Regions from separate parts of the Mus musculus genome. Here region 1 is linked to region 2. A link is a loop called in an ENCODE intact Hi-C map of the cell type or tissue named here. Cell type or tissue: heart. All regions are shown on one strand.

Region 1 (2,500 bases), 71 kb after region 2:
CATCTTTCCATGTACACAAACCCCAAATGTCTGTATCCTTTTCAAAGACTCAAACACCTGAGCTATTGAGACTGAAATATTTTCCTTCTGCCGATTTCCCCAGCAAAGATTCCAGCTGCAAAGAGGTCCATGAAAGACATTAAAATCACGTAGGATTCTAATCACAAGTGCCAGTATCTAGTCAAAGTTGGGACTCATTCCCAACTTTGTGACACGGCTGAGTTGGGCCTAAACAAATTTATTCATATGTTTGTTTGTTTGTTTGTTTGTTTGAGATAGAGTCTTACAGTCCAAGCTGCCTCCAGACTTGTCTCAGCTTCTTGAGTGCTGAGAATACAGGCATCAGCTACCAGATTTATTGGTTTATCTGAGTGTTAGATTCCCTGAGACTGGAGGTCCTGGTGGATGTGAGCTGCCTGGTCCAGATGGATGCTGGGAACTGACCCTGGATGTGCTAGAAGAGCAGAAAGTGCTTAGTCACTGAGCCTCCTCGCTAGCCTCTACTTAATCTTCTGCAGCTTGGTCCTCACATTGCTGTGGTCTGTGTTGCCTTTTCCTGACGTGGCTTGGTAGTTAGCTGCCTTTTCTTCAGCAACCTGCTCTTCTGTGTGAAGACCTTGAAGGTTCAAGGCACTTCAGGCCAAGCCTGAAAAGAGACGAATGTAACATGGCTTGAAATAATCATTTGGAAACAGCAGAGGTGTGGAGGCTCAGGTGGGACCATAGCGTGAGTTCTAGATGCTCAGGGCGTGGGGTCGAAAGCCCCAATGCTGCTCTGATAATTATACATATAGCACAGGCATGCGGCTCTCTTGATGAAAATGGATGTTAACCGCAGAGCCCTTGCTCACGGCGAAGGCTTGCCCATGATTTACTATGCATTTGATTTATCTGCTGACAGAACCATCACATTGCTTGGCCAAGCTTTTTTACATCAGAGACGCCTCCTGGTGGTATTGGCTTACCAGTGGGAGATATGAGCTACTCATAGACACTACTAGAGTGGGTATCCTATTCACACATGACTTCTTTAGGTTTTTGAGACAGGTTTTCTCTGTGTAGGCCTGGCTGTTCTGAAACTTACTCTGTAGACTGGTCTGGCCTTGAACTCAGAGATCCGCCTACCTCTACTTCCCAAGTGCTAGGATTAAAGTCCTTACCACCAAGACAGGACTTATCTGAAATTATGTGTGGCTCAGCCCGCATGGATATTTAGAGCATACGTATATTGTGCTGGTGTCAGCTTAGAAACCTATGCATTGAAATACACACAATAATAGCACACAGGCGACACTTGTATATGGGAGGGAGAAAAGGATACATTTAACAGTGCTAGTCCTTATCCAGGCTCACTCTGTTGTCTTGCTAACATAGCTTCAAATGAAGGCCAGGATTCTTCCTACTGACCAGTGAGTCCTTTAGGGCTTGTAAGAGAAAAACTGAAATGTAAAGAAGTTATTGGGCCTTTCGAATGGAGAGGGGCTTCTGAGAGGCCTCCCGGGGTGAAAAGACATTGTTGGAACCAGAACTGTGAACTTGCTGCATTCCCACAGCTGTGGACAAAACAGGAACTAGGAACCCCAATGCGACCCCCACTACCACCCCCGCAGAGCGCATTTTCTGGGAAGGTCGAATCAGTCTCCCTGGGACCCACCACATGCTGCGGGCGTGAAGAGTTTGTAGGAGAAGAAGGAAAATCAAAAGAAAACACGATGAGTTTGCCAATGTCTGGGATACCCAGAGTTGGCTTTGCCGGTAATGGCCTCAAATTAAATTCCTCTCCGTCTTGCTCCTCTGCCACTCTGCCCAGGCTCACTTTAGAAACCAAGAGGCAGAGAACAAAGCAGGCAAGTTTGTTTTTCCAGAACAAATGGGGCAGTTTGGGGTCCTGGTGGAAGCAGCGCTGACAGCTGGCTCCGTGTTGGGACACTAAGGGTTTTAACACGGTTCATTCAAGACTGTTTAGTCTGGGGGCGGAGGATTCATTTATCAGCGCCAGTGTCATCGAGGCAGTTCTGATTCCCAATGATTTGTCATCTGTATGTGCCTGCCACAAACGAAATAGAACTGAGCAGTTACTGCAGGGTCACTTAAAAGCCAGTCCCCTTTCATTTATGCTCCTTAATGGAATTAGCAGTGAGGGACGGGGCAGGGGTGGGGGAGGGGGGAGGTGATGATGGGGGACCGGACTGACGGACACCTAGCTACTGCTAGGGTGCTTTGTAAATAACAACTGGCTCAGCATCGCCAACTGCTTCCCGCTGGCTCTTGCAGAACTGGCAGTGCATCGAGGACACATCCGGCAAGCTCCGAATCCACAAGTGTAAGGGACCCAGCGACCTGCTCACGGTCCGTCAGAATGCACGCAACCTCTACTCTCGCGGATTGCATGACAAAGACAAAGAGTGCCATTGTAGGGACTCTGGCTATCGCTCGAGCAGAAGCCAGAGAAAGAATCAAAGGCAGTTCCTGAGGAACAAGGGAACACCAAGTAAGCTCA
Region 2 (2,500 bases):
GGTGCTGGGGGTTGAATTTAAGTCCTCAGACTTGAATGGTAAGCTCTCGAAGCACTTCACTGACTGAGCTATTTCTCCAGCTCCTTCCTCCTCCTCTTCCTCATCTTCCTCTTCATCCTCCTCTCCCTACTTCTTTTTTTTTTTTTTTTTTTTTTAGATTTATTTATTGATTATGTGTAAGTACACTGTAGCTGTCTTCAGACACACCAGAAGAGGGAGTCAGATCTTGTTATGGATGGTTGTGAGCCACCATGTGGTTGCTGGGATTTGAACTCAGGACCTTTGGAAGAGCAGTCGGGTGCTCTTACCTGCTGAGCCATCTCACCAGCCCTCTCCCTACTTCTTTCTCTTCTTTTTTAGTAAAGAAAAAACAGTAGCCAGCCTGTTCAGCTTGCTCTTGTTTGGTTTGCTAGCTTATTTGTTTTTAGTTTACCTTCGTTTTCTTTTTTCTTTTAACCCTCCAACTCTTAGCAGAGGCCTTGGCTCATTCATTTTCTAATGGGATGTCAGAGAACAAAACCTTGCAGCAGGTTTGTGAACTAGGGCCGTCCACGACTCTAAAGGTTAAAGAATTCTAGCTTTAGACTGATAATACACTCAGGCCAGAACCACAGTCTGCAGATGACGCTTTCAAGAATCCACCCCAGCTTGACAGGATGTTCTGTGAGTTCTGCAAGCACTGGTCTAGGAGGGAAGGGAGGGGTGCTGAGGCATGGTGTCTTTGGAGAGAAGTTTGGAGACAAGAAGAGCAGAAATACCATCGGGTTAAAACCCCCGACCCTGGTCTTTCTCTTTGTGAGCTTAAATTCATCTCTGAAACAGAGCAGTAGCCAGCTTTAGCCCTGCAGCCAGATACCTCACACATCCAGGGCAGTCTTTAAAATGACAAAACTGGTACATCTCAAGTGAGTTCCTCCTTCTGCCCTGGCATCTCAGCTGGCACCCTACGTGCTGGACGGCTGAGAGACCACTTCTGAATCAAATGCCTTAGCCATTGCTCAGGGAGAGAGTAATTTAAAAGTTAAGAAATGGCTTTCAGAATGATTGATAATAAAACCTGACTTGCTCATTTTTCTCATTCTTTTTCTTTCTCTTCCTTCCTTTTTCTACTGAATGAAATTGTCTTGATTTTAAGGCTTAGTGAGAAAAGAAAGACTTCTAAAGATGAAGGGATCTCATGCTGTTTGAAAAAGTATTTAAATGTCCCAATCTCACAGCCTACAATGATATGCAAATAAGAAAAGATCTTGTCTTCAGGGGCTTAAAATCTGCCAAACATGAAAGACTGGGTAGTCAATTCACTTTGTTCCTTCTGATACTGAGACTGAACCCAGGGCCTGGAGCAGGCTAAGCAATTACACTGCTGCGGAGTCCTGCCCTCTCTAAAGAGTCAACTCACTTCTCAAAATAAAACTAAGATGAGAAAGTATCCCTAAAAGATGGTATATCACCATCTAGGCTAGTGTTTTATTACAGTAGTGTCCACTAAGCTAGCTTCCAGATTCCAAGTGAACTTGGGAGAGGAACGGGTTGTCCATTGGCAGAGAAACACACAGGCAGTCCCAAGAGTCCAGAGAAGGAACACGAAGTTTCTACGGAAGTGAGGTAGATACATAAGAGACAGAAAGAAGTTAAAGAAAACTTTACTAGAGTCTAAACCTTCTTGGCACACTAAAAAGAACCCAGCGTTTTAGTGGAGGTGAAATTCATTGGCTAAATATCGGGAAATTCTTTAAACCGTAAGTATTTTAACGTGAGAGCCAAGAGTGAGAAGGCATTGGATTTTGAACAGGGGAAAGCATGGTTCTGTCAGCATCGAAGAGTGCCTTAGCGCCTGGACGAGTGGAATGTTATTTGTTTTCTTTTGCCTGTTTTTTAAGGCTATGGATTGAAGCCAGGTCCTCTCCTACGCTGAGTTTCCTTCTTCTGGGCTGCACCCCTCCCCTCTGATCTACACCCGGAGCCTTCAGGAAGAAAGATACTTGGGCTCCTGATTTGAAAGGGTTGGTTCGTGATCTAGCTGCTGCGTGGGGCATGTGTTATCACATTTTGTCACGGCAAGACTGTGTGTTATAAAGGGAATGTTTGCCTCTTGGCAGCAGGAAGTAAAAGGGTTGGGATCCCAAATCACTCTATTCAAGGTCACAGTTTCAGTGACCTACCATGCTGTCACCTGTCTGTCTCCCAAAGATCCCATAACCTCTCTGAGCATGACAGCTAGTGATCAACGTCTCAACGCCTGTGGGAGACATGCAAGACCTAAGCTGGCACTAGTTATATAGTGACGCCTTCATCAGAGTCACATGCTGTGTGTTTGTATGTCAGCCTGTCTGTCTGTCTGTCTGTGTGATTTGAGACACGGTCTCACTCACTCTGAGGACTTGCTAGTCTTAAATTCACAGAGTTCTGCCTGCAGCTGCCTCTTGAATTCTGGGATAAAACGTATGTGTCATCATTACCAGCATGGTCTCTCTTAATTTAGCCAGATTATCATGAACTC

The links. A loop is a pair of places that touch in the nucleus more often than their neighbours do. Peaks named below come from ENCODE experiments on the same cell type or tissue, not always from the same donor. Only the 100,000 strongest peaks of a DNase experiment are listed, where the experiment ranks them.
Region 1: a loop joins it to region 2, with 4 times the contacts of the local background. A loop is called at or near these places in 4 of 42 quality-filtered maps.

What each region holds. Positions count from the first base shown.
Region 1 is chr1:12,833,839-12,836,338 of GRCm38, forward strand. It overlaps Sulf1 (sulfatase 1), which reads left to right. Exons shown (of 22, transcript NM_001198565.1): 13 at 2,275-2,491. Among named protein-coding and RNA genes, the nearest start is that of Sulf1, 140 kb to the left of the region's middle. In heart, a CTCF peak has its summit at 944 (motif pointing left); a DNase peak (open chromatin) is centred at 2,313; H3K4me3 peaks cover 910 bases; H3K27ac peaks cover 1,185 bases.
Region 2 is chr1:12,762,776-12,765,275 of GRCm38, forward strand. The region is part of intron 2 of Sulf1 (sulfatase 1); the gene reads left to right. Among named protein-coding and RNA genes, the nearest start is that of Sulf1, 72 kb to the left of the region's middle. In heart, no CTCF peak of the experiment used is centred here; DNase peaks (open chromatin) are centred at 706, 1,556 and 1,916.